Regions from separate parts of the Homo sapiens genome. Here region 2 is linked to region 1. Evidence: read pairs that join two places in POLR2A ChIA-PET (ENCODE). Cell type or tissue: K562. All regions are shown on one strand. Links, peaks and the distances in the headings refer to the core of each region. The heading gives the core; the rest is flanking DNA.

Region 1 (14,832 bases), core at 4,857-9,856:
CCCAGTCCTCTCCGCTCCCAGAGGCAGAGCTGTTTTTTTGGTGATCACCCCCACCTCTCTAAGTACCAGCTAGATCACTGGAGTCCTATTCTCCGTAACAGACGCACACCTTCACTGCCTGTTCTTCCAACTAGGACAGCGTCTCTGAGGACTTACTTCACAAGACAAGGCTATTAACACACCCCACCCGTCCTTCCAGCTTTCTTGCCCCCACGACCACCCTCAAATATGTTCTTCTGTAAATTTTTTTTTTTAACCTTGTGGCAATTATTATTACAGAATAGAAAAAACTGTTACTAAACTTCCATGTTTTGTCTGAAACAGATTCTAAAAGTTGGAAATCAATCAACAGCTCTTAAATTAGAAAATGTGTGAATATTATTCATTACAGGGTCAAATAGGTTATTTGTTCCTGAAGTTTCTTCTTGCCTTTTTTTTTTGAACAGGGCTCAAACGCTCCAGAATTTCTTTGTGATAAAGACAACGTGTAGACGAGTTCTTGCAAACCAGCAAATCAAATAACCTCAAGTAGATCTTACAGTTGAAGAACATTGTGGAGTGAAATCCAAAATACTCATTTAAGGAACTACAATTTAAAAATCACTAACTGGGCCAGGCACAGTAGCTCATGCCTGTAACCCTAGAACATTGGGAGGCTGAGGCAGGCAGATTGCCTGAGCCTGAGCTCAGGAGTTCAAAACCAACCTGGGCAACACGGTGAAACCCCGTCACTACTAAAATAGAAAAAACTAGCCGGGCATGGTGGCGGGCGCCTGTAGTTCCAGCTACTAGTCCCAGCTACTCAGGAGGCTGAGGTAGGAGAATCGCTTGAGTCTGGGAGGCGGAGGTTGCAGTGAGCTGAGATCTCGTCTCTGCACTCTAGCCTGGCAGACAGAGTGAGACTCCATCTCAAAAAATAAATAAATAATAAAAATAAAAATCACTAACTGAAGTAAACCTTTAGGAACTGTTTCTCTGAAAGAGTAATCCCAAATCATGTCATTATGATGTTTAGTAATTTTTATTATCTTAAAAAGAGAGGCCCGGCGTGGAGGCTCACCCCTGTAATCCCAGCATTTTGGGAGGCTGAGGTGGGCAGATCACCTGAGGTCAGGAGTTCGAGACCAGCCTGGCCAACATGGCAAAACCCCATCTCTACTAAAAACACAAAAATTAGCCAGGCAAAAATATGAAAATTAGTGGCGGGTACCTGTAATCCCAGCTACTCAGGAGACTGAGGCCGGAGAATTGCCTGAACCCGGGAGGTGAGGCTGCAGTGAGCCGAGATTGTGCCACTGTACTCCAGCCTGGGAAATGGAGTAAGACTCCATCTCAAAAAAAAAAAAAAAAAAGAAAAAGAGAGGAAAATTCTAATTTGAAAAGAACTGAAGGATCTACCAGATGCTTGAGCCAAACAAATGGTAACAAAATTGTTTTAGTTTTCCTTCTCTATGGATTTAGAGGATCCTCACGCATTCTTTCCTGGGTAATAATACCATCTCAGGGGTGGGACTGATTCTGAATTATCTTTAAAAAAAAAATTATCTTTTAAAAAAAGAAAAAGAACCCACCTGATCAAACTTCCGGAAACATGACCGAGAACTTTCAGAAATGAATGTGCTCTAAAACATCTCTTTGGGATAAACCAACAGAACATAAACCATGAAGAGCTTCAAGTCTCGCTTCTGTACTACTAACTGAAGTCAACCTTCAGGAACTGTTTCTCTGAAAGGGTAAGTCCTAAATTACATTATTACAATATTTGGTAATTTTTCTGAATGGCGGGGGGCAAAGATAATTTCAAGGAACAGGATCTTGCAATACTGACATCTCCTAGAGTGTAGAAGAAGCTTAGTCATATGTTTGGCCCCCTTTCTCGACTATTTACATTGGCTCTAAAAGTACACCTAGCGCCATCACTATTAGGGATTATCAATTTTATTAAAATATGTGATCCCCGAGGTCAGGAGATCGAGACCATCCTGACTAACACGGTGAAGCCCCGTCTCTACTAAAAATACAAAAAAATTAGCTGGGCGTGGTGGCGGGCACCTGTAGTCCCAGCTACTCGGGAGGCTGAGGCAGGAGAATGGCGTGAACCCGGGAGGCGGAGCTTGCAGGGAGCCGAGATCACGCCACTATACTCCAGCCTGGGTGACAGAGCGAGACTCTCTCAAAAAAACAAACAAACAAACAAACAAACAAAAACAAACAAAAAACAACAACGTGATCCCCACCCCCATTTAGTGTACATTGGTTTGGTAGTCTTGACTGTAGGGCCAAAGACTGTCCTTTGAAATGTAGGTATGTGGGGCTGGGTGCGGTGGCTCATGCCTGTTATCCCAGCACTTTGGGAGGCCGAGGCAGGCAGATCACCTGAGGTCAGGAGTTTAAGACCATGCTGGCCAACATAGCGAAACCCCGTCTCTACTAAAAATATAAAAATTAGTTGGGCGTGGTGGTGCACACCTGTAGCCCCAACTACTCAGGATGCTGAGGCACGAGAATCGCTTGAACACAGGAGGCAGAGGTTGTAGTAAGCTGAGATCATGCCACTGCACTCCAGCCTGGGCAACAGAGTGAGACTCCATTTCAAAAAATAAGTAAACAAAACGAAATGTGGACATGTGATTAGAGCTTGATGTTTTCTTCTGTAAGTCCTCCCTATAATGAATATATCATCTCACTTCCAGCTTCAATTTCCTACAGATGGAGGGAGAACTTAGAGCCATTCACTACGCATTCCCACTGTCAAAGCTTTCTAGATTTCTGTAATTCATTCCAATCATTTACTGTTGTCTTACACCTAATTCTGTAGTAATTTGTTAAATTTATCTTCCTTTACTGAGTCTTTCTAAAGCATTCATCTTAATTTTCCTAGAAACAATTCTCTTTTCACACTTGCATTTCATTGGTTTCATATCAACCAAGTAATTACAACAACAGCTATATCTGAAAGAACCAGGCTTGGAAACAAACATGACTGGCTCTTGTGGACAGGAACATATGCAGCAGCAGACAGTGGTAGTGTGGCTACCCCATCCCATGTGCCATGGGGCACAGGGACTATGGAGGCATGTTTTATAAGGAAGTGAAGAGTGCCGGTCAATTTAGCAAGTCAGTCAAGTGGAAGCCAGTTACGAGCTTCCACTGTCATTATATTAGAAAAACTGTGAGGCAGAGCATTCTTGACACACAAGGACTTTACATACCAACAAGAAAAAGAAAAATCCCTCCACTATGGAAAAAATGGGGCAAAGCCACGAATAAACAATTCACAAAAAATTTACATTATCATTAAAGGCCAGGTGCGGTGGCTCACACCTGTAATCCCACCACTTCGGGAGGCCAAGGCGGGCAATCACTTGAGGTCAGGAGTTTGAGACTAACCTGGCCAATATGGTGAAACCCCGTCTCTACTAAAAATACACAAATTAGCCGGGCATGGTGGCGCATGCCTGTAATCCAAGCTGCTAAGGAGTTGAGGCAGGAGAATCACCTGAACCTGGGAGGCAGAGGTTGCAGTGAGCCAAGGTCGCGGCACTGCACTCTGCCTGGGCAACAGAGTGAGACATCGTCTCAAAAAAAAACAAAAAAAATTACCATTAAACATGGAAAGTGTGTGAACGCTTGATAATAATCACTGAAATGCAAATTCCTTGCCAAATCTGCAGATACATCTTTTTGACGCTGACAGCCAGTGTGGGTAAGATTTCAGAGAAACGGGCACTCTCATACAATGCTAGTAGTAGGTGTATAAATTGAGGGCAACTGGAATATGAACCAGAAGTCTATAAAGAATTTAATATCTGATTTACCTCTAGGAATTTATCCTAAGTGATCAACACAATTATTTCTATACACTAATTTTAAACAACAGCACAGAAAAGGGCAAGTACAAAATATCTATCAACACAGGATAAGTTAGTTTATGCTGCATGCATAAAATAGGATATATTTTAAAAGCCACTCAAAATATTTTTGGAAAAAATATTTAAGTTTGAGAATATACTCGCAATAATATATTAAGTGTTTATATTACATTCCAGTATATAGGCATGGTCCCAACTATGAAAAAATAGAAGACGAGGAGGAATTTCACCAAACTGTGAACAGTAGTTAACTCAGGGTGGTGGGATTTTAAGTGCTTTAAATTTACTTTTCTTTTTTTTTTTTCTCGAGACGGAGTCTCGTTCTTGACACTCAGGCTGGAGTGCAATGGCGTGATCTCTGCTCACTGCAACCTTCACCTTCCGGGTTCAAGCAATTCTCCTGCCTCAGCCTCCTGAGTAGCTGGGATTACAGGTGCCCGCCACCACACTCGGCTACTTTTTTTGTATTTTTAGTAGAGATGGGGTTTCACCATGTTGGCCAGGCTGGTTTCGAACTCCTGACCTCAGGTGATAAGCCTGCCTCAGCCTCCCAAAGTGCTGGGATTATCGGCGTGAGCCACCGTGTCTGGCCTTACATTTTCTTTATACTTCTCTATATTATGGTATATTTCTCACAAAAAATGTGGATTGTTGTTATTACTAGAAAACAATGACAAACATAAAAAAGCTTTAATAGAAGCCAATTGAAATTTTTTTTTTTTTTTTTTTGAGTTGGAGTCTCACTCCATCGCCCAGGCTGAAGTGCAGTGGTGCGATCTAGGCTCACTGCAACCTCCAGCTCCCAGGTTCACGTGATTCTCCTGCCTCAGCCTCCTGAGTAGCTGGGATTACAGATGTGAGCCACTGCGCCTGGCTAAGTTTTTTTTTTTTTTTTTTTTTTCATTTTCAGTAGAGACGGGGTTTTGCCATGTTGGCCAGGCTGGTCTTGAACTCCTGGTCTCAAGTGATCTACTCACCTCAGCCTCCCAAAGTGCTGGGATTACAGGCAGGAGCCACCGCGCCTGGCCCTAAACTTACATAATTGATAATTTAACATGAAAAAGCATGCTGGGGAGGGAGGCTTCCTTCAGGCTGTCCTGAAAAGGCACTTGAGTGCCTCCCTCTGGTGCGTCAACCTCGTGGCCATGAGCATACAACTTTGGCAGACCAGGCCCACACAGGAAATTAAACCAAAGTCATGAATACAGAAATGCTTTTCTTCTCAAATGCCATTTGACCTCTTCTATCAAACATTCTGCCGCATCTGGATTTGATCAAAGTTACATAATCGGGGAAGTGGCCTGGAAAACACCTGGAATAAGCAGAATGCAGATCCCCGCCCAGAGGTGGCCATCCACTTGAAGTGTGGGTTAAAGTGGGATGGTCCCGAACATGTCGACAGATGCTGGGAATGTTATGCAAGAGGATGAGGCCTTTGTTAGGAAGGAAAGGGCCTCCCACTGCTTTTTGATTCAACAGGACGTCAGGCGATCCAAGGCAGTCTCTCGACTTTCCTCTCCAGTTCTTGCTCTATTCCACAAATTAATGGCTAAAGCCCAAAGGGAAGTATTGCTCATGCATGCCTCTGGACCGAGACACTGAAGTGTAGCCACAGTCCAACACCAAAACCTTCCAGTCAATTCCCAATCCAGGCTGATGTCAAAATTGACTCACAATGTATAAATGCCAAGTTACTTGCTTCATTTCATAGTGAACTATGCTCGTCAACCTTAAAAATGATCACAGCTTACAAGGCCAAAGTTGCAGAATGTACTTAAATCTTTCTTGCTTAAGACACAAACTTTCCACCGGTCCCTCTGTCAGGAAGCAAGATTCCCCTAAAGAAGGCTGAAGGCTTCATTCAAAAAAAAAAGATGCCCCAACTAGTTCCCTTCTTCTGTTCTTCCAGCAGATCTTTTTGGCTATTGTCTTGGGAAATAAATTTTAGCATCTGCTATTATTCTTAAATTTTTTTAGTGAACATTTTCTGCAGCCTCCTTTCTGAGTCATACTTTAAACAGATTTAAGATCTGGATCTAAGATCTGGATCTTCAAAAGTGCCTCTCACTCCACTTAAAACCATATTGTTATTTTGTCATAATGTTAACAAAAAGGTTTCCACTCACCAACTAAACTCAGAAAAAATCACTAATTAGCTAGTTGAGCACCGAGAACAGTAATACATCTAAAAAATGCCTCAAACCTCTAAAAAGCTCTGGCTCTGTCTATGACAGTATAAAATTATTTGGAAATTTTATAAGAACCAGGCCACAGAATTCACTGGATCTGTGCATGATTAACTTGTTTAGACAGTATTCTAAGAAAATGGTTTGGGTCTTTAAAGTAAAATTGAAAGATCGTTTTATATAAAAATAATCCTTTCTCAAAGCTGTGAGTCACTGATGAAAAATGTTTACAAAAGATTCTCGGACATGGCATATCTGGCCTAGACTTCCAGGGGCTGCTGGTGCTGTGCCAGACGCTGGCGAACAGTCAGGGAAGGGAAATGCCCATGAACCCCAGTACCGGCTACTTCACAGCCCAAGGGGGGACTTGACCTCCAGGAAAAACATCCCCGGGAAGCTTCCCACCTTCCTGCTGGCACTTGTGCCCAACATCATAGTTCCCACTAGAGTGCAAGGCGGCCAGCTATGGAGCATTCATTACTGTTCACACTGTGGGCTCTCCGGAAGGTTCTTGGAGACGGTTCAGTGTGGGGGGGACAGGAGGATGGAGCATGTCAGACGTGACAAACGTTCCCTTTAATTTTGCTCACATTCAATTATTTAAACTTGTGCTGCTTTATTCATATTTCCTTTGTGGGTCCTTCGCTATTATCCTCCAGTTCAAGGAATCTCTGTAATTTAAAAATCTATAAAACAGATCCTTCTAAAAAGAGGCTTCGTGTTTTATTTCATACTCCGTTCCAGCGGATGAGATCATGCTCAGACTATTCTCAAGTTATTTTATAACAGTCTCAAACAACTTTTCAAAATATGAGCTTAGAGGAAAAGTATTATTTCCCACATTTTGAGCTTGATGAAAGTCATTTTATCTATTTCTACATGGTCCTTTATTTTGTAATTTACACCTTCACCCAGAGAAGTTAAAATTATTAAAACACACACACACACAAGCACACACACACACACACACACACACACAGACATACGTTTAACTGAACACAGCCTTTGTGTTATCTTCAAATCCCAAAACACTGTGTCAGCTGCTAGGGTGCAGGGAGGGGCAGGGCAGTGGGGGAAAGACGTAAAGAACCAGCAGTAGCCCCGCTCCTTGGAGAAACACAGCTGCTGAAAACTTACAGACTCAACAGCAAAAGTCTAACGGAAGGCCAGCGCTGTCCTGTGGATGAATTTTTTTTTTTTTAGATAGAGTTTTGCTCTTGTTGCCCGGGTTGGAATGCAATGGTGCATTTACAGAGGATTGCAAAGGAGAACAGTCCTCAAAAGACTTTTTGAAACAGTCCTCAAAAGACTTTTAAAAACTTGTAATATAGCTCTTATTAATGCCTTAAATAACTGTCTCTTTATTCGCACATTAAATAACAAGGTCCAGTGGCAACTATGTCATTTCAAAGTAGTGGTGCGAACAATGATCACAACCGTCACCTGATATCAAACACCTGGTTTCTGGCCAGGTGTGGTGGCTCACTCCTGTAATCCCAGCACTTTGGGAGGTCGTCTCTACTAAACCACGTCTCTACTAAAAATACAACAATTAGCTGGGCGTGGTGGTGCACATCTGCAGTCCCAGCTACTCGGGAGGCTGAGGCAGGGGTTTCGCTTGAACCCGGAAGGTGGAGGTTGCAGTGAGCCAAGATTGCATCACCACGCTCCAGCCTGGGCAACAGAGCTCGACTCTGTCTAAAAAAAAAAAAAGAAAGGTTAAGATTTGGACTGTTGATGGGGATAGGAGTTAGGATGGAGAATTTTGTTTCTTAAAAATTGTCTGGCTAAGACATTGTCATGTAAAAGATTCCAGGGGAAATATTTAAACCTTGGACTAATTAAATAACTTTATTTTTAAAGGAGGTTTCTCTAGAAACTCATTTAATCTACTGCCTATAATGGCTACAAGTGGAAAGTAATAAAACTGCATTTATTTTAAAAGAAAATTGCATAATTTGGACCTCTCACTAATTTATCCCAGTCTCCTTTTTAGGCTCTTCCTGTGAGAATGCTGAGGTTTTACTGAGCCAATTCCTTAGTGCAGGACTTGTTAACCTGGAAGACCCTGGGAGTCTGGGATAGAATTCAAGGGCTCCATGTCCTCTGATGGGAAAAATTAAAATTTTATTTCACTAACCTCTTACTAAAATGTAGCATTTAATTTTTTTAAGAACACAGGTAACAAACCAGAGTAGAAGTACAGTGCCTGTGACTGTCTCTGGTAGAAACTAGGTATTTCTTTTTTTGTTTGGTGGGGAAACCGAGTTTCACTCTTGTCATTCAGGCTGGAGTGCGGTGGCGCGATCTTGGCTCACTTCAACCTCCGCCTCCCGGGTTCAAGTGAGTCTCCTGCCTCAACCTCCTGAGTAGCTAGGATTACAGGCGCCTACCACCATGCCCAGCTAATTTTTATATCTTTAGTAAAGACGGGGTTTCACCATGTTGGCCAGGCTGGTCTTGAACTCCTGACCTCAAGTGATCTGCCTGCCTTGGCCTCAAATATTAACCTTTCTGAAGATACACAGTCCCTGTCCCCCTCCCTCAACCAAAAAGGAAAAAAAAAAAATTGTGTCACCTTCCAAGAATCTACGGTGAAAAAGTCTCCAATTACTGGAAATGGAGTACAAAGACACTCATAAATAGAGATGCCACTATCTTCAAGGCCATTCTGAACACCTGCCATTGACGCCCATATCAGGACTGAGGCTGGAAGTCATCCTCTGTCAGTTCCCACCCTGCATCTTGGCACTTTTCCTCCTCAATCTCTCATCACTTCTGTCCTTTCCATGCTCTACCACGCCCTTGGCTGGGTCCCCCTTTGGCCATTCCACCTCCACTCCCTACTATCAGGGCCATCTTTCTCAAATGCAGACCTGACCAGGTCACTCTCTTGCTTCAAATCCCTTAGAGATGGCTGCCAGCCGAGAGGCAGAAGAGAGCATGGGCTTGGGAGGTGGCCCTGTCTCCCAATGGTCAGCTACCACTTACTGGCAGTGTCATCGGGGGCAATGCTGGGATCATGATGTGCTTTGCAGGGTAGCTGGCAGTTTGCAGCTAACATGGGACATGTTTTTGAGGGCCTAGGCATGCACAGGCCCTCAAAAAATGGCTGGGGTTGTTATTCCTTCCACCACTATAGTAAAAGTCTGAGCTCCTGAAGCAGGCATGCCAGGCTCTTCAGGGTTGAGACTGGGAGCATCTGGCCCTCTACTCCTGCTTTCCATTCCAGCCTCTCCAAACTCCTTTCAGATCCCCCAGGCCTCCTGTTGCTTGCCTCTCCTGACTGCACTGTGACAAGTGCCATTTACTCTCCCTAGAGTTCGTTCCCCAGCCTCTTCTGCTCTTCCTGGCCTCCCCATCTCCCATAAACCTTCTCTAACCGGTCCTTCCTCCTCCCCATCACCTCGCCCACAACAGGATGCTTCTCCTTTAACCCATTTGGGTACCTGGTGTCTGTCTCTATCACCACCCTGCATCTATCACCCAGTAAGCAATCTGTTCACATGTCCCCAGCAGTACAAAAAGCATGGGCTCTGGGTGGACAGGCCTTGTTCAAACCTCAGCACCAGCATGTCTTGAAGACATTTGTTTCTGAGCCTCAGTTTCTCAACTGCACAACAGGGCAACAACGGCATGGCATCAACCTAGTTGGGCTGTCGGGAGGGCTCAATGAATCCTGCATGCAGAGAATTTCTGCATGGATGCCAACTGTGGCACCTGACACTGGGATGCTCACTACAGAACAACCGCGTCTTCTCTTATGCCACGCCTTCTCTTCTGCCACCACAACAATGTAAACTCCTCTGGGGTAGAGACCAAGTCTCTCATATCTCAGAGCCTTCTGTGCCTGCTCAGTGCAACGCAACAACACAGCACTGCTGGGTGAACTCAGATGTGGAACACCCTGCACTTGTCTGTCTTTAGCTACAAGGTACTGAAAAGTGCAGTTTAATAATCTGTTAACCTGTAATAAGAGCAGCAATAATGACAGATAGTAAAGTTGAAAAACAAATGCAACCTGACCAGGAAAACCTATATAAAAGCCTAGGGAACATAATGATTTGTTTTGACTGAAATATAAACCATGGCCAAAATCCTAAAGGTATAATGTAAAAACACAGTTCTCTGTGCTTTCAAAAGAAATAGGATTTGCTCCAGATTCCTAACAGACACCACAGTGAGCTCGCCGGACACCTTCCCAACAGGTTCCAGGAATCCCTGCAGTGGCCGCAGATCCAGACTGTCCACAGTCAGCCTGCTAATACCCACAAAGGCATTTTTATTGTCACAGGCCATTTGCAACAGACTGAAAGGCCTCCCCTTCTGCTGCCAGCCATGGCTGGTTTGAAAGCATTCACATTTCCTCTTCTTTTAACATGTCTTCATGGACTCCGGGGTCAGCTGACACCAGAGGCACTGGGCTACCCAATGACAGGCAATTTCCCCAGAAAGCCTTGTTAGCCATTAGTATTTTTATTGCTGATCTGGGTAAATGAACATGACCCTCCCCACCCTCATGGTATTTTGGCTTCAAAAAGCAATGCCTAATTGTATTCACGGCCTGTCTTTAAATACAATTTTAAGGTATTCAATGAACAACGCTATTAGCTAAATTTGAGGGCTTGTAAGACAGATAAAGACTAGGTTTCTATAGAGAATTTAAGAGTAATGAGGTTAAAGTTTATGCAACTTAATGTGATAGAATAATAGCTAATACTTACTGATCCCGTATCAAGTGCCAGCACTTCATCTGCACTGAATCCCTATAACCTTATTACGTAGACTCTATTATGAAGGCATTTGAGGGCAGGAAATGGAAACAGAGAGATGTGAAGTTACTGATGGCCTCTCTCTCCAGCTACCCATCCATACATCAGCTGCCTGTCCATCATCTGTCTCCTGCGCTTCTCTTGCTCTCACTCATTCTCTCTCTGTACCCACCCACCCCAGCCCCACTGGCCATCCTATTCCTCTTTGTCTCCCTTCTCTCAGTCTTCCTTCCCTCCCAGCTTGTTTTTTTTTCCCTTTCCTGTCTCAACCTTTTTGTATTTGTCTCTCAGTCTCTGTCTCTATAGATTTCCCCCTTATGTCTCCCCTTCCTCCCTCCCTCTCTCTCTCTCTATCTCCTTCCCACCTATTTCTCTCTGTCTTCCCTATCACCAGTACTCAACACACGCAATATAACAAAAATATTTATGGTGTAACATGGTAAAGAAAGAAGGATTTGAAAACCAACTTTTTTTTTTGAGCTGGAGTTTTTGCTCGTTGCCCAGGCTGGAGTACAATGGTGAGATCGCGGCTCACTGCAACCTCTGCCTCCCAGGTTCAAGTAATTCTCCTGCCTTAGCCTCCTGAGTAGCTGGGATTACAGGCACTCCCCACTACGCCTGGCTAATTTTTTATATTTTTAGTAGAGACAGGGTTTCAGCATGTTGGCCAGGCTGGTCTCGAACTCCTGACCTCAGGTGACCACCTGCCTCGGCCTCCCAAAGTGCTGGGATTACAGGCGTCAGCCACCGCGCCCGGCCTGAAAACCAATTTCTAGAGCAAGCTTGTTCAACCCATGGCCCACGGGCTGCATATGGCCCAGGACGGCTTTGAATGTGGCCTAACAAATTTGCAAACTTTCTTAAAAACATTATAAGATTTTTGGCCCGGTGCAGTGGCTCACGCCTGTAATCCCAGGGCTTTGGGAGGCCGAGGTGGGCGGATCACGAGGTCAGGAGATGGAGACCATCCTGGCTAACATGGTGAAACCCCCGGGCGCCTGTAGTACCCTCTACTAGGGAGGCTGAGGCAGGAGAATGGCGTGAACCCAGGAGGCGGAGCTTGCAGTGAGCTGAGATCGTGCAACTGCACTCCAGTCTGGGCGACAGAGTGAGACTCTTGTCTCAAAAAAAAAAAGAAATGAGATTTTTGTGGGATTTGTTTTGTTGGTTTAGCTCATCAGCTATCGTTAGTATGTTTTACGTGTGGCCCAAGACAATTTTTCTCCCAATGTGGCCCAGGGAAGCCAAGATTGGACACCCCTGTTCCAGAGTAACGATTCTACCCATCTGAGGACAAAGTTACACTATCAAAACTAAGTAATTATAATTAGCAAGCTATTCTTCCTAATGGCTTTGAAACTGTAACTTTATTATGTAAGAAAACAAGACTGACTATAAGCTGATAATTGTTAAAGCCACATCATAAGTACATGGGAGTTCATTATGCTGTCTACTTTTGAGACAGTTTTAGGCTGGGTGCAGTGGCTCATGCCTGTAATCCCAGCACTTTGGGAGGCTGAGGTGGGAGGATTGCTTGAGCCCAGGAGTTTGAGACCAGCCTGGGCGACATAGTGAGACCCATCTCTATTTTTTTTAATTAAAAAAGAGATAGTTTTAAAAATTGACACTAAAAAAGAACAAACAAACCTATGAATTTATTTTATAAATTGTTCTTCTGTGTGTTTAATTAAGATCCACCATTATGGAGGAAAAGTTAAAGTCTTCCAATATCCCATTTGATCTTTAGTTCTTATGTATTTAAGAAAGCTACCCATTGATTTATTTTCTGCTTTTATTTCAGATCAATGATTATACTGGCACAATTACAATGACTTGATTTTACAAGGTGGTAAGTGGCACCAGATTTTCAGTTTTCACGTTTGAGGCTGTGGAAATATTGTCTCTGGACAGGAGAAATAAAATGCCAACCATGAGCCAATGGGAATTTCTCTTCCACAATGAAAATATTCACTACGGGAATAACAGAGGGTGCGAGGAAGAGAAGACATTTTTCAGCCAAAAATCAAGGACAGGAAGTATTAATTATACGCATCAAAACACACTTAGAAACAAACTGCTTTATTAGCAAGAAAAACTATGGGTGGGATTGGCTGAATTCTGTCATCACTTCAACCATTACAGAAACTGGTAAAGCCACCATTTTAGGCTGCTAAATATTTGCTTAAAGTAACAACAGCTTACTTTTCTGCTAGGCTCTTGTTCTGTGCCAGGCTCCCTGCTAAACAATTTACATGAAGTCTCTCAACAACTCAGTGAGGTAGGGATTACTACAGGCCTTATTTTAGAAATGGGAACACCAAGGTACAGTGAGCCTCGGTGAATGCGCAAGACCAGCCAAGAGCACAGGTGGCATTTGGGTCCAGACTGGCTGGCTCGGGAGCTGCCTGCCTGTGCAGAAGAATGAGACCCTAGGAACGCTGTGTGAGCCATAAACCTGCCTGGACTAAAGAGCATCTCAGAGGAATCTCGTATCAACATAACACAAACATACATTTAACTCTTACCAGTTTCAGAGCTTTCCCTCAATCATCTTATAGACCCTCAAAACAATCCTCTAAGGTGGCTGAACAGAGATTGGTCTCTCTGTCTTAGAGGTAAAAACACGGAAGCTCAGAGAGGTCAGAGGAAAACTGGGATCTCCTGCCTCCAAATTGAAAAGTACTGCCACCTAAACTGGGGCCCTTCCTCTTTTCTAGAAACCTCAGGGCACTGGTGTGAAAATTAAGTGAGGCTGCACATGATGTGCTCAGTGCCAGGGCCTGTGACATTGTAAATGGTCAACAATGTTAATAGCACCCAAAATGAAATGGACAGACTGGCCTTTTATTAGGTAACAGAAAGAGTCTCACTTTCTTTGTTACTGAACAAGGGAAGTATCTGATGACCTCAGGAGAGAGCAGAAAGCAAGCATAAGCTTCTCCAAAGCTCAAGTTCTAAAAGCGTATCTGTATGGCTGGCACCACATGAAGCATCCGCTGGAAAGTTAGCTGCTGAAAAGAAGCATTTAAAAGTGGGCCCTTAAAATAAATTTCGAAAGTTCAGGCTGAGTGCAGTGGCTCATGCCTGTAGGGATGCACTTTGGGGAGGCCAAGGTGGGAGGATCACTTGAGGCCAGTAGTTCAACACTGGCTTGGCCCGGGCAAACTAGTAAAAATAGTGAGACCCTGTCTCTACAAAAAAAAAAAAAAAATTTTAATTAGTCAGGTAGCATATGCCTGCAGCCCCAGCTACTTGGGAGGCTGAGGTGGGAGGGTTGCTTGAGACCAGGAGCTCAAGGCTGCAGTGAGCTGTGATTGTGCCACTGCAGTCCAGCCTGGGTGACAGAGCAAGACCCTATCTCCAAAAGCAACAATAACAACAACAACAAAAAGTTCAAGAAGAGTTCAGTTCACAGACATTAGTTTTTGATTCTACAGTACACAACTGTCACATACATGTACAATATTCAGGCACAATGTATGTAAATACAAACACATGAACAAATGAAAATAAAATGAAAAGAAAACCCTGAATTCAAAAGGCTAGTGTTCATGTTTTCTTTGACGTCTCCAGGGGAAAGAAATAATCAGAAAATTCAGTGTTCAAAGTAGACCGAATATTGCAAAGCTAAATGCGGTCCTGGTGAATAGATACTGCTATAAACATGCATATTCACAAAAAGCTGGAGAGCAAAATTCACATGTTATAATAAATGCTTATATGTGCACACAGTATTTCTAGAAGGACACACATAAAACTCCAGGGTGATTGCCTCTAGGTGGGGAAAATGAATAGGAGAGGGAATTACTTTTCACTAAATACCCTTTTAGGATTTCTTACATACAAGTATTTTTATATACATTTAAAAAAAATTAATCCTACTGTTAAAGCTAATCATTTTGCCAGGATCAGGTTTCTAGAAAAGAAAAAGAGACTACCCTTACATTTCAGGGATTAATTGGAGGAGTTTCTGGAGATACCATTTTGAAAATCACAGTGAAT
Region 2 (14,832 bases), core at 3,480-8,479, 69 kb before region 1:
GTGGCTTGGTGCTACTGGCCTATCTGGTTTAAGGAGGTTTGGCGGCAGGGGAGGCGGCAGGTGGTCCTCAGGCCCCATCATCACCCCCATCACAGGTCCTGCCCTTCCGTGTCAGGAGTCCCAGGGGCAGGGACCACACCCTCCTGTGGCCATGTTAGCTCAGGGTGGGCACCGCACCTGCACACCCTCGGCACTCTCTAAATGCTTGCCAGATGATGGCTGTTGGCACCCTTTGGCTGTGTAGCTTTACCTCTGTTAAGTCTCGCTTTTCTCATCTGTAAAATGGGTACCATATAGAGCCGCTCTGCAGATGGGGACAAGTCAGAACCCTTCACAGGCTGCTCATCTGTGAGGAGTGAGCGGGGAGCGGGGCTGGGAGGGAGTCAGTGCTGAGCCCTGGGGGTTCCCTGTGAACACAGGATCTGGCTCTGCCTTGTAGCATCTTATAATCAAGGGGAGGCGGAGTGGTAAAAAGAAAGGCCAGATGTCCTTATTCAGAAGGTGCCGAGTGGGATGAAGCCAGCCATTGCCAGCCCACAGCCCCCACCCCCAGCGCCCCTGGCTGTGTGAGATGCCAGGGTCACGTCCCTTCTTGGAGGGCCCCTTGCTCATCTGTCCAGTGGGGCGGCCCTCTTGCCTGCCTTTCAGGGCCTGGGGAATGGGCTGGCTGTGCCCAGAACCTGCAGGTGGGCGGAAGGAGGGCCCCTGCTCAGCCTCAGTGCCTGGGCTCCCCGCCCCCACCCAGCCTCCCTGCCCTGCCGCACAGTCTTGTCCCCACTGCAATCTGCCGGGGGCAGTGCTGCCCCCCAGGCCTGACTGCCAAGCCCTCAACATTGCATAGTCACTGGCTGGGGTCACACACGTGAGGTCCAGATCAACATGTCCTTCAGCAGGGACTTGGAGTGGCCATGATAGGACCCCATACCTACCTGCTCCGCTCCCAGGCACAGCCAACGTCCCCCAACACCACGGTGCCAAGTGGCCCAAACCCTGTTCTTTGCAGCCCTGTTCTCCGCCAGGTGCTTCCTTTGTGCGAGGTCAGCCAGTTCACATCTGCCTGTAATTGGCTCCCCTGGAAAGGAGCCCCCACATCCCCCCACCTGAGCTCTTTAGGCCGGGAGGAAAATCCTGCCCTCACATGGAGAACGTCAGAGGAGCCCAACAGCAGGCTCAGGCTCAGGGAGGGATGAAGAGCTCCTGGGGCCTCCCCAGGTGCCAGCCTGGACCCCTGTGCCGGGGAGGCTGAGCAGCAGGACCTCGGGGTCCAACAGATGAGATGTTAGCTCCTTCCTACTTGGGCTGCAGCTGCGGCCGGCCCTCCTTGTCCCAGAGGCAGTGGTGGCAGGGGATCTGCTGTGACATTGGTGGGCCACAGTGTCCCCACGCTACTGCCTGGCCCACACCCTGCCTGGGGAATGGTCCTCAGAGCACACACACATTCATAATGGCGAGGTGACCGGTGACCGGGGACAACACCCTCACATTTCCTTCGTTCATCGTGCAAAGAAAGCGTGCCTCCGTGGGGAGCAGTTTGGGTTTTTCAAACTTTGAACAGAAACAGGACAATGCACGTGCAGGGCCCAGCCCCGCGCCCGCCGTGGCTCAGCACCCGAGAAACGGCAGCTTGGCAGTGCTGTGCCAAGAGCCGGCAGGCGCCGACTGCCAAGCCTGGGAATGACGGCAGGGCGCCAAGCCTGGGGGTACCGTTTTCAGTCAAAAACAAGGAGTGGGTCCGATTTCCTTCTGGGCTCAGCAGCTGGCTCTGCAGGGAGGGTGGTGATGTTGGTTAGGCCTACTGTGCGCCGTCCGTTTACGCATTGACTTGATTGCCTCTTCCCCACCGGCCCTGCGCGGGCTTATGCAGAGAGAAACAGACTCAGAAAGGTTCTGCAACCTGTCCGAGGTCACGTGGCCTGTGAGAGGTAGTCAGGATTTGAACTCAGCTCTGCCTTGTTCCTGACTGAGCCCAGAGGCCTCCCTGGGGGCACTGCCCAGAGGTGTCCAGAAAGGAGTTAAGGGAAAGCCAGACTCCTGGGAATGCCGCAGAGCCGCCCCAGGGCTGCCTTTGAAGGGCTGCCGTAGCTCACACATCCAAGTTCTTTGTTCTTTAAAAACATGCATCCTCCTCTGCCAGGACCCCTCTGCCCCCCTCCCAGAATCACCTGATCAGAAAGCCCGGGAGGCTGGGAGAGGCCACAGCTCCACAACCAAGACAGTCCTGTCTGTAACTGGTTTCTGCAGCAGTTTCATCACAGTCTAGGAAAAACCGCAGTTGCTGCTTCCAGGGGGCCGTTCTAAGGCATCGGAGACCCTCTCTCCCAGTCTCATAGGGTTTGGACCCACCCACCCCCCATTCCTTGGGTTTCAGCTCCTCTGCCCAGCTGGCAAGGCTCTGCTTAATGTTCCATTCAGCCAGGCATGTCCTCCTCCAGGGAGCCCTCCCAGATAACCACCTCCAACTGCCCCAGCAGAGGGACTCACTCCTTCTCAGGGTTCCCAGCAAGCTCTGTTGAATGCTGTGCACCAGCACATTTAATTCTCATCAAAACTTTGTGGGTTGAGGCTTTTATAATCCTAGCTTTACAGATGAGGAAACTGAAGCCTGGGGTTTGGAGGAATGTGCCAGGGTGGGAGCTGCTCTGCCCTATGGCTGCTGGCTTGTGCGTCGTCTCTCATGGGGCTGTGAGCTTTGAGGGCCAAGGTCATCCCTGTGAGCCCCGAGCACACACGGGGTGCTGTGCAGGAGCCCTTGTTTTGCAGGGGAGAAGCCACGTATCCTGTTGGCTGGAGTCTGGGTAGAACTCAGGTCTCCTGGGTGCCAGCCCAGGGAGCTCCCTGGGACTGAGCGTGCACTCTCATCCCCACTCCTCTGGCCATCTCAGCCCTGCGCACCTGGGTTGCCCACTCCTCCAAGCCTCAGTCTTCTCATCTGCCTAATGGGAGCACCAGTCGTCCCTCCAGGGCTGTGGCGGGGAAGGCCGTGGTCATCCTCTACGGCACTGGCCGGGTGCTAGGGTGACCACAGAGCCCAGCTCAGTGCTCAGGACGCTAGCTGCATGTTCTGGGCACAGTGGCAAAGCAGCAGCTGGTTGGTCAGGGTCTGTCTGCAGAGGCAGCCCTGGGCGGGATGCAACCTGCGGAGTGTAAGGCTGCAGCGGCCCAGAGGCATCTCCGCCTCCCTCGGTCCCCAGGCCCCATCTGACAACACAGGGCCGTCGGTGGCTGCTGCTGTCTTCCTTCCTCCGCGTCCAGAGCTGTCACTCCTTCCTCCATGTCCAGAGCCGTCACTCCTTCCTTTGAACCCGCCCAGCACCATCTGCAGGACCATGTGGGCCCAGCTCTCCCTTGGCAGAGCCCCTCTAAGCGGCACTTCCAAGGTGCGCCGGGCGGCGGGCTTCTGAGAATCCGCACCAAGAAAACACTCTCTGTCTGTCTTCCCACTCGTGGCATCTGCCCAAGAGGCTGCGGCTGCGGCGAGTGTTTCTACTCAATCGTTTTCCAGCCGGGACCCAAGAGAGACGCCCCCCCGGAGCTGGACCAATTCATATTTTGGCCTGAAAATGAATCAGTAATTTTTGTTTCCCTACCTTTTGCTCCCCGCCTCCATTTTGTTTTGTTTTGTTTTAAGACGAGGTCTCACTCTGTTGCCCAGGCTGGAGTGCAGTGGTGTGATCTTGGCTCGCTGCAACCTCTGCCTCCCAGGTTCAAGTGATTCTCCTGCCTCAGCCTCCCGAGTAGCTGGGATTAAAGGCGCCTGCCACCACACCCAGCTAATTTTTGTATTTTTAGTAGAGATGGGGTTTCACCATATTAGCCAGACTGGTCTCGAACTCCTGACCTCAAGTGATGTGCCTGCCTCAGCCTCCCAAAGTGCTGGGATTACAGGCGTGGGCCACCGCGCCCAGACTCCCCACCCCTTTTTGCCTAGTGGGGATTCACGTTCGGTGGGTGGGGCAGAAAGAAGGGGAAGTGGACGCCTGGATCCTTTCCTTACTTCCTCCCTCTGTCCTCCCATCCCACTGGTCCTCGCTGTGTAATTAAAGCCCTCTGTGCTTGGCCACATCCAGGCATCTGGCGTCACCAAGGTCCAGTGTCGCTGAAGCTGTTTGCCAGAAATACAAAGCCACAGCTGCAGTTTATCCTGGGCTCAGAGTCAGACTAAACATTCCCCCACACGGGAAGCTGGGAGGACCCACCTGACGATCTGGGCCGTGCTCGGCACTTGCACTAGTCAGGCCACGTTGGGCTGTCATTGGCTCGAGGTCGGGGCAGGGTTTCCAAGCCCGAGATCCTAGCACAGGGCCCGGCACAGGCAGTCACTTGGGGTGTGAACCAAGAAATCAGGACAGCCCGTGGCAAAGGCTGTCAGTGGTTCCCAAACTGCGGGCGTACTCCGTGGGTCACTGGCAAAATCAACTGAATGGGTTTGATCAACATTATTTTTTCAATCAAATAGAGTGGAATAGAACATGATAGAAAATATCAGTGCACTAAGGCTGGGCGCGGTGGCTCACGCCTATAATCCCAGCACTTTGGGAGGCCAAGGTGGGTGGATCACAAGGTCAGGTGTTCAAGACCATCCTGGCCAAGATCGTGAAAGCCCGTCTCTACTAAAAATACAAAAAACTTAGCCGGGCATGGTGGCAGGTGCCTGTAATCCCAGCTACTCAGGAGGCTGAGGCAGAGAATTGCTTGAACCTGGGAGGCAGAGGTTGCAGTGAGCTGAGATCGTGCCACCGCACTGCCTGGGTGACAGAGTAACACTCTGTGTCAAAAGAAAAAAGAAAATATCTATGCACGTCCTTCTGCATTAAGCTAAGTCTGGAGTCTGGATGCGTGTGCCTGTGTGGTGACGTCGGCTGCATCTCTCTGGGACATGGTCAGTCTGCAGGTCACTTCTTCAAGGCCAGACCACAGATGTGTCTTGGCGCCTTAAGAGCAGGTCCGCAATCCGTCACTGCACACGTTAAAAGTGCCCACGTTGGCCGACAGTTGCTGCAGTTTATTTTTTTATTTTTTTGAGACAGAGTCTCGCTCTTATCACTCAGGTTGGAGTGCAGTGGCGCGATCTCGGCTCACTGCAACCACGCCTCCTGGGTTCAAGTGATTATCCTGCCTCAGCCTCCCAAGTAGCTGGGACTACAGGCACCTGCCACTATGCCCGGCTAATTTTTGTATTTTTAGTAGAGACGGGGTTTCACCGTGTTGGCCAGGCTGGTCTCGAACTCCTGACCTCAGGAGATCTGCCTGCCTCGGCCTCCCAAAGTGCTGGGGTTACAGGCGTGAGCCACCGCTCCTGGCCAATTGCTGCAGTTTCTAAGTGGGCGTTGATTCGGGCTACCTGGACAGGAGTGCCGGCCGTATGTGGTTTCAGTGTCCTTCCTTGGGCAGAGGCAAAGGCAGGGGGCCAGGTGTGCTCACCCCAATTGATCGGCACCAAGGAGGAGCCCTGGGGGATGGTGGGGTCACTGTAACTGGCACCCAGACTGAGAGGGCAGTGGGAAAGAGGGGGCTGAGGACTGTGGGTGCAGGGACCAGCTCTTGGCACCAGAAGCCTGGGTAGAGGGGCACACTCAAGGCTACAGCCATCCTGGTCAGTGGACCTGCCACCAAGCACGAGTGTGGACATGGTGTCAGGACATTAGCCTTCAGGCGCTGGTGGCAAGGGTAGGTCCAGACTGTCGTGGGACTGAGGGCACAAGATGTAGTCGGCCCCCGCTTTTTGCTGCTCACGGCCGCCTGGCCGCTGGCCAGTGTCCGAGCTTCGGCCCTGTAAGGGTGGGGTGCCTGGGCTCGGGGAAAGGGTTTGGGGAGGGACATGGGCACGCAGAGAGCACGCAGCCCCCGAGCTGAGTCTCGACTGCCCATCATCCCATCAGCTGGGACGCAGGGGCAGGAACAGCCCCTCCTGCCACATCCTGAAGAGTCAGGGCAGGGCTGGGGTCTGGCGAGTTACGTAAATGGCAGCATTGGTTCCAGGCGTCCCAGTGGTGGGAGTGAGCGCTGGAGGCAGAGCCTGGGGGATCCTCTCGGAGGCTGTGGTCTGGGCTACCGGGGCTTCTTGCTCTCATTCTGGATGGTTCCTCTGAGCCTTTAGGAAGAGGCACAGCTGGGCACCTGTACATCAGCTCACCTGCCCCTGGTTGGGCACGCCCACTGGCTGCTGGGGTCTCCCCACTACCCGCACTGTGGCCTACTTCCCTGCATTTTCTGCCCCGCCCAGCAGGCTGACACAGGGCCCAGGACCCTGCCCCTCCTCCAGGGCCACCCTGCTGGGCAGACCTGTTCTCTCCCCAACCTCCAAGTCTGTCCTGCCTCTTGCACGGTTGGGGTCCCCTGAGCACGGGTGTCTCCTCTGTTCCTTTGCCCTAAGGTCCCCAAGGGCAGAACCGTGACCTCGTATCCACTGACTTGGCTTTTGCAGCTGGTGCCTGGCAGGAGATGCTCGGTGGAACATCTGTGTGAATGAGAGGCTGGGACAGACCCCTCGGGAGGGCTGGGGGAGGGTGGAGGCCAGAGTCTGGGAGAGGAGCAGAGGAGGCAGGAGCCCTCGCCCAGGCCTGGGCCTCAGTGCTGTGGCTAGCCACCCAGCTGGCACTTGCTGAACACCTACTATGTGCCAGGCCTGAGCTTATTCTCGGTGGATGGTCATAGCCTGGGAGGAAGGCGTGGCTGTGATCTCTGCTTTACAGACGTGGGTGCTGGGGCCTGGAGAGGTGTGGGGACTTGCCAGGGCTCTCTAAGGCAAAGCTGGGGCCCTGGAACCCAGATCCACAACCACTGGGCTCCCCTGCCTTCAGGAACTCCTTCACCACTGAGCATGCCCAGGTCCCCAGTCCCCAGGGCAGAGGCCCAGCCGACGGCCAATGCCAGCCAGGCATCCCAGGGGGCTTCGGGCCTGCCGGTCCCTCTAGCTCCCCTCCTCCTGCGGAAACAGGCTCCTACTGCCCGCTGCCTTCTCAGGGGAGTGCCTGAGCTTCTGCTAGGATTAGGCCTTTGAAAAGGTGCGTGCTCAGGGTCCCAATATGCGGCCATCAATACGGCTCTCCACCGCTCCTCAGATCTCCCTGAGCCTGATCGAATTTCCTTCCACCCCGAGCCGGTCACTCCTGAGGACTTTCAGATTTCAGAGCTGGGCCAGGTTTGAGGTAGCAAAGCACGAAAAAGGAGGTGTCATCTCCCTCCAGCTCCCTGACGTCAGAGCTGCCCAAACGCCGTGACGGACACGTCCCCGAGGGCTCAGAGCAGGGCTCAGAGCATTGGCAAACGCTCACGCGGCAGACGCCTCGGGTCAGACCGGGCATCCGGGCAGTTCCGAGCGACTGAAATCAGGCTGCTTAGTAATGAAACTGGCAGCTCGCCGGTGCCGCAGCCAGATCTCTAACACATCAGACTCTGACACAGATGGAGGCCGGCCGGGCCGCGGGCGCTGCCTCGGAGAATAAAGCAGGGAGAATAAAGGAGAATAAAGCTTGTTAAACAGAAAGAGGGCTGGGAGGGCTGGGGAGGCCGGCTGGGACGGATTGTCAGCGGATCCTGTAAATACTCCAGGCAGCTCTGGCCCGGGCCAGCGTGGTACTCATTTCAAAGCAATTTAACCGATGGGATTCCTGACTCCCAAATCAAGAATGTTATTAAAATGAACAACAGAGGCAGCCCAGGCGCTCGTTGGTACCCAAGTCACACCCCGCTGACTGTGGGCTCCTCGTCCTCCCCTGAGCCATCGCCTGGACTCCGGTTTCCCAGCACCCCGACCCCTGCCCCAGGCTTGTTTTGGGGAAGGGGAGCTTATTGAGGGACAGGGCTCTGGAGGCCAAGCCTGGGGTGTGTGGGGGGTGCTCTTGGTTCTTAAAAACTGGAGGATAGACTTGGTCAGTTTTGTTTTGACCTGGAAAAAGATTAAGACTCTGCCCCCCCTTTCTTTGACCATTGGGGAAACCGAAGCCCAGAGCAAAGTGCTGGAGATGCCCCCAAAGCCGGCTTTCCTCCACCCCACCGAGATTCCCTTTTTTTTTTTTCAGACAGTTTTGCTCTATCACCCAGGCTGGAGTGTAGTGGCATGATCTCGGCTCACTGCAACCTGCGCCTCCCGGGATCAAGCGATTCTCCTGCCTCAGCCTCCCCAGTAGCTGGGATTACAGGTGCATGCCACCAAGCCTGGCTAATTTTTATATTTTCAGTAGAGACGGGGTTTCCCCACGTTGACCAGGCTGGTCTCGAACTCCTGACCTCAGGTGATCCACCCACCTCGGCCTCCCAAAGTTCTGGGATTACAGGCGGGAGTCACCGTGCCCGGCCCACCCCACTTTTTTTTTTTTTTTTTTTTTTTTGAGAGAGAGCCCAGGCTGGAGTACAGTGGCACGATCATAGCTCACTGCAGCTTTAACCTCCCGGGCTCAAGGGATCCTTCTGCCTCAGCCTCTCAAGTAGCTAGGATTACAGGCATCCACCATCACACCTGGCTAATTTTTAAATTTTTTGTAAAGATGGGGTCTCACTATGTTGTCTCGAACTCCTGGGCTCAGCCTTCCTTGCTGGGATTCCGGGCATGAGCCACCATGCCCGGCCTGGAATTCCTCCCTGAGGAGCCGTCTTGGGGGCCTGTGGGCATTTGGTTAATCCCACCTCGAGCCACCATGAGGCTCTGGAACCTCTGCTGTTTTCCAGGCCCCTGGCCAGGGGCCGTTGCGGGAAGTGGGCAACCAGGCCCCTGCCCTCCCGAGAGGGCAGGTTGGGAGCAGGGTGAGGGGAGTCTCTGGGCGGGGTGGGCCCAGGTGGGCTGCGAGTCCTGGGATGGTCGGTGCCAACGCCCCATCCCCATCTTCCCTTTGCAGGTGTTTCAGCGCCGGGAGGACGGCTCCGTGAACTTCTTCCGGGGCTGGGATGCGTACCGAGACGGCTTTGGCAGGCTCACCGGGGAGCACTGGCTAGGTGAGCACCCCACCCACCATCCGGCCCAGGTGGGCCTCCTCCCCCTGCCTTCCGGACACAGTTGGGTCCCAGCTGCTCCCTGAATGGGTTTGGGCTGGGTTTCCCTGGCCTCGGCACACCTGAGCCAGCTCACAGGTGTCATGCATGAAGGTGACAGGCATTCAGAAGGAATGAGGCCAGACATTGCCAACGGAAGTGTCAGCGTGGGTGGGCTCCCAGTGCTCATAAAGGCTGAGGGTCCCACATGCCCTTGGAGGCCACTTCCTGCCGGGGTCACCCTGGGACCTGCTGGCTGTCCTGAATCAAGCCAGCTTGGGCAGGTGGTCAGCAGCATCCCAGGCAGCAGGAGGACAGAGGAGGACCCGGCCCCACCCTGCCCAAGGGTGCCAGGGACACCAGGCATGGAACTCCCAAGAGTGGCCAGTGGTGCTGAGTGTGTCCAGAATTGGTGGGTTCTTGGTCTCACTGATTTCAAGAATGAAGCTGCAGACCCTCGTGGTGAGTGTTATAGCTCTTAAGGTAGCGCGCCTGGAGTTTTTTTCTTCTGATGTTCGGATATGTTCGGAGTTTCTTCCTTCTGGTGGGTTCGTGGTCTAGCTGGCTCAGGAGTGAAACTGCAGACCTTCACGGTGAGTGTTGCAGCTCATAAAAGCAGCGTGGACCCAAAGAGTGAAAGAACAAAGCTTCCACAGCGCAGGAGGGAACCTGAGCGGGTTGCCGAGGCTGGCTGGGGCAGCCTGCTTTTATTCTCTTATGTGGCCCCACCCACATCCTGCTGCTTGGTAGAGCCCAGTGGTCTGTTTTGACAGGGGGCTGATTGGTGCGTTTACAATCCCTGAGCTAGACACAAAGGTTCTCCACCTCCCCATCAGATTAGTTAGATACAGAGTATGGACACAAAGGTTCTCTAAGGCCCCACCAGAGCAGCTAGATACAGTGTGTTGATTGGTGCACTCACAAACCCTGAGCTAGACACAGGGTGCTGATTGGTGTGTTTACAATCCCTGAGCTAGACATAAAGGTTCTCCAAGGCCCCACCAGAGCAGCTAGATACAGAGTGTTGATTGGTGCACTCACAAACCCTGAGCTAGACACAGGGTGCTGATTGGTGTGTTTACAAACCTTGAGCTAGATACAGAGTGCCGATTGGTGTATTTACAATCCCTGAGCTAGACATAAAGACTCTCCACCTCCCCACCAGACTCAGGAGCCCAGCTAGCTTCACCTAGTGGATCCCGCACCGGGACTGCAGGTGGAGCTGCCTGCCAGTCCCGCGCCGTGTGCCTGCACTCCTCAGCCCTTGGGTGCTCGATGGGACCGGGCGCTGTGGAGCAGGGGGTGGCGCTCGTCAGGGAGGCTCGGGCCGCACAGGAGCCCACGGAGGGGGTGGGAGGCTCAGGCATGGCGGGCTGCAGGTCCCGAGCCCTGGCCCGCGGGAAGGCAGCTAAGGCCCGGTGAGAAATCGAGTGCAGCGCCGGTGGGCTGGCACTGCTGGGGGACCCAGTACACCCTCCACAGCCGCTGGCCCAGGTGCTAAGTTCCTCATTGCCCCGGGGCCAGCGGGGCTGGTCGGCTGCTCTGAGTGTGGGGCCCGCCAAGCCCATGCCCACCTGGAACTCCAGCTGGCCCGCAAGCGCCGCACGCAGCCCCGGTTCCCGCTCGCGCCTCTCCCTCCACCCCTCCCTGCAAGCTGAGGGAGTGGGCTCCGGCCTTGGCCAGCCCAGAAAGGGGCTCCCACAGCGCAGCGGTGGGCTGAAGGGCTCCTCAAGTGCCGCCAAAGTGGGAGCCCACGCAGAGGAGGCGCCGAGAGCGAGGGAGGGCTGTGAGGACTGCCAGCACGCTGTCACCTCTCACCAGCCAGGGCTCCTGTTTGGGCCTGGAGGCAACCGCACGCCTTCCTGCCACTGGGACACAGTCCCTGCCTGGCACAAAGTAGGAGCTCAGAAGGTTCTGTCAATATCATTACCTATGTTTAAATTCACTCAGTATTTTAGAATTTTTGAAAGTCCTTAACATTTCTTTTTTTTTTTTAACATTTCACTATCTAAACAAAATATTCTAAACAAAACTTCATTTATCTAAACAAAACATTTATCTTAACAAAACATCCTAAAAGAATCACAACTTTGAGGTCCTATCTACCTATATATATTTGGGAAGTGGCTATGGCTTGAAATGAGGTGGATTTTTCTGGTTGTTCTTGAGATATAATTTACATACAACAAAATTCCCTGTGTGGAAGTGTATGACCCTGTGGTTTTTAGTATATTCAGAATATTACAACCATTGCCACTGGGTCCAGAACCTTTTCCTCACTCCAGAAGGAAACCCTGTACCCCCGGGAGCAGTCACTCCTTGCAGGTTTTGAATATACATGAAACGCACAGGTGCTGGGGAATGTGTGCCCCGAGTGTCATCTGGGCGGCCTCGAATGCCCCACAGTGTCCTCCTGCACTTAAGCCCCCCGGGTGTGTGCGGACATCCAGGGAGTTCCACAAGCTGTGGGGGTTGGGGGCGAGGGGCGGCGGAGGGGGCGCCTTGGGTGGGAGGGAGGGAGAGGGTAAGAAGGGTGAGGACATCCCGGGAGTTCCCCAGTGCGGGGCAGAGCTGGTGGTGGAGGGAGAGGGTGAGAAGGGTGTGGACATCTGAGGAACTCCCCTGCGAGCGAGCGGGGTCAGAGCTGGTAGGGAGGCTTAGGCGGGAAGGAGAGGGTGGGCCTGCGTGCCTGGCGGGAAGCACCACCTGAGAGGCTGAGAGCGCAGGTCTGGGCACCAGCCGGGGTCAGGAGGGCTCCAGGCCTGTAAGGATGTTCAGTGACACCCCTGGAAGATGGGGGGTCGGGGGCCCCAAAGGCAGGGTTGGGGTGGTGAGGCGGGGCCGCCCCTCTGTGTGCATGGAGGCCCCTGGGCAAGATCTGCCACCCATGCCCCCTCCTCACCGGGGCCCATGAGAGCAGGGCCCTCTCTGACCTGCCGTGCCCTGGTGCCCAGGGGGTGCCGACAACAGGGAAGGTCACACCCCGTGTGGACTTCATGCCCACACCCCGTGCTGACCCCCAACCCACTGAGCACCCAGCTACACGCTTCCCATGCATCGTCCCCAAAGCCTCACACCCACCTAGTTGGGGGCCCTGCTGTCGTCCCCTCCTTTTAGAGATGAGGAAGTTGAGGCTTAGGAAAGGGAGGTCCCTTGTCACAAGCCTGCGTGTGTTGGGGTTGGGGGAGCCCCAGCAGGGTCTACACACTGGCGCCCAACCCAGCTCGCCTCATCCCCGAACCTGGTGGGTGGAAGGAGGGGAGATGGGGAGACCCTGCCTCAGGCTCCCCAAGCTGGGGGTAAAGATAAGGACAAGGCGGCAGGGCCAAGGCATGCCCTCGCCACCACCCACCCCCTGGAGCAGCGGTGATGCCCGTGCTCATGGTATCTTAATTGAAATCTATCAGCAGCTGCAGATGATGCGGGAGGAAGCATTTAAGCAGGTCCTCATTCCAGCATCCTGCAGACGAGCCCTGACAGGAATGTCAACAGCGCCAGTCCCTCCTCTGCCGCACCACCCTCCCCATCCCCTCTCAATGAGTGCTTTGTCTTTTCCTATCGAGTCATGGAAGCTCTCTATATATTAAGGTTACCGATCATTTGTCCAACACATGATAGGTATTAACTTCTGGCCATTTGTCTTTCAGCTTTTTCTTTTTCTTTTGTGGGGTCATGTTATTATTTATTTCCTAGAAATTTAAGATGTTTATGCACTCAGTTCTGCCACCCTTTTCTTTGTATCTTTTCTGGGTTTTAGCCCCTGCTTTCCTTTCCTTCCCTTCCTAGTTTTATTTTTTTTTTAAGTCTCCTCTATTTTTTCTTCTGTTTTTCTTTTCTTTCTTTTTTTTTTTTTTTTTGAGACAGAGTCTCACTCTGTAGTTCAGGCTGGAGTACAGTGGCATGATATCAGCTCACTGCAACCTCCACCTCCCGGGTTCAAGCGATTCTCCTGCCTCAGCCTCCCAAGTAGCTGGGATTACAGGCGCCCGCCACCACGCCCGGCTAATTTTTGTATTTTCAGTACAGACAGGGGTTTCACCATATTGGCTAGGCTGGTCTCGAACTCCTGACCTCGTGATCTGCCCGTCTCGGCCTCCCAAAGTGCTGGAATTACAGGCGTAAGCCACCGCGCCCAGGCTTTTCTTCTGTTTTTCTAGTGTTGTTTTAGGTTGACAGCTTTAGTCCAGCTGGAAGTCCACTGGGGTGGACATGTGAAGTTTAGGGTCTTAGTGGTTTCCTGTCTGTTTCAAGCCATCAGCCCTGTTTCTTGCTCTTGGCGATTTGAGCCGGGAGCTGGTGAAGGAGTTGGATCAGGGGCCCAGGGAATCTGGGAAGAACAGCTAACGTGGCTGGGAGCGGTCCTGGAAGGCCAGGGAAAAGCTGGGAGAGCTGGAGAAAGCCAAAGAGCAAGGGCAGGGAGGCGAGGGAGGGAGGAGGTGGCGTGGACTGGAGGAAGGACGGAGAGGACCCAGGCCCCAGGTCCCCACCCACCCCTCCCTCGGGCGTCCTGCCTAGCAGCCCCCGGGACACCGCTCATGAATTGTCACTCAACCCAGAGGAGTGGCTAATGGTGGCCTTTGGGTGCCAATGGCCAATTAGTGGTGGGAAAAGGAATCTTCCAGCATCCCCGGGGGGCCGGTCTCCCTCTCTCCCTATTCCTGCATCATCTGATTTGTTCTGGGTAAGGTCTGAATAGCAGCAGGGATTTGGGGCCCTTCTGCCTGGGTTCAAATCCCAGCAATGCCACTCAGCAGCCGCGTGACCTGGGCCAGCTCCTTAACCTCCCTGGGCCTCATTTTCCTCCCCTATAAAATAGGTAGTAATAGGCACTCCTTCCCCGGGGCCTTGGGAAGCAGCAGTCAGCACCTGGATAATGTGTGCAGCGGGCCAGCCCTGCCAGAAGAGCCGCCCAGGGATTCTGTAATTAAATTAGACTCACTCTAATTCCACTGGATTCACTCATCTGCACGAAGGGCTGAGAACGGTGCTGGGCCCTTGCGAGTGCCGTCCAGGTGGCGGCTGTTGTCATGATTACCTCCCACCTGCCCTTTTGTGTATGACACTCTCCTGGCCCCTCACATCAGCCCTGCGCCAGCCGAGCTGGGGCCCAGAGAGGGAGAGCGGCTGCCCTGAGACTCAGCAGCAGGAGAGTCAGGGAGGTGGGGACCCTGGGTGAGACCCTAGGCTGTCAAAGCCCATGCCCTGGCAGGTCCTTGGGGAGGAACGTGGGTCGTGCGGTCAGCTTTGCTGTGACTCCTCCCACAGTAGCTGCTCCTGGTCCCTGGACCTGGTGACTGGGACCAAAGGCTTCTTGTCCGGGCGGGATGGGGGAGGATCCGCACAGCCTCCAGCCAGCACACACTGACCCCGGGAGGTGCGGAGCCGGGGAGAGGCAGGCAGGAGGGAGAAGCGGATGGAATACCACTCGCTGCTACTAACTTGTGAAACATTTCATTAAATGCCCTCTTAATCAAGAGTAACCACACCAGCAGTGAAGCATCTTGGGAGTCTGAGCACGTATGTGTATGGTAGGGGAGGCCTGGCATGAGACCCCGGGGATGGGCAGGGCAGAGTTGAGGTGGGGCGGGGACAGCAGGAGGGAGAGAGTAGGATGGGGGCACAGAGCCGGCCTAGAGGGGTGAGGGTGCCGCCAACTCCCTCCCATCCACTAAGCCAGCGCTGGGTAAGCACCATTGTGCCAGGCCCCACCCCAGGCACTGGGGTCAGCAGTGGCTAGGTCGGACATGCCACTGTCACGGGAATTCCGCACTGGTGGGGAAACTGACAAGATAGGCAGCCGGGACCCTGAAAGATAAATACCCACAGGGGCACATGTGTTGGCAGAGGAGGTCCTCAACGCCGACA

The links. Peaks named below come from ENCODE experiments on the same cell type or tissue, not always from the same donor. Only the 100,000 strongest peaks of a DNase experiment are listed, where the experiment ranks them.
Region 2: POLR2A ChIA-PET joins it to region 1 with 5 read pairs; 4 of 35 experiments call an interaction of 5 or more read pairs at or near these places.

Annotation. Positions count from the first base shown.
Region 1 is chr9:130,838,287-130,853,118 of GRCh38, reverse strand. The region is part of intron 1 of ABL1 (ABL proto-oncogene 1, non-receptor tyrosine kinase); the gene reads right to left. Among named protein-coding and RNA genes, the nearest start is that of ABL1, 10 kb to the right of the region's middle. RefSeq lists a silencer at 5,163-5,457 and an enhancer at 5,049-5,671. In K562, for the core only: no CTCF peak of the experiment used is centred there; DNase peaks (open chromatin) are centred at 5,008, 6,497, 7,118, 8,788 and 1 weaker place.
Region 2 is chr9:130,905,891-130,920,722 of GRCh38, reverse strand. FIBCD1 (fibrinogen C domain containing 1) reads left to right here. Exons shown (of 7, transcript NM_032843.5): 5 at 8,835-8,931. Among named protein-coding and RNA genes, the nearest start is that of QRFP, 16 kb to the right of the region's middle. RefSeq lists enhancers at 1,284-1,824, 5,726-6,418. In K562, for the core only: a CTCF peak has its summit at 7,563; DNase peaks (open chromatin) are centred at 4,307, 5,792, 6,772, 7,270 and 5 weaker places; H3K27me3 peaks cover 5,000 bases.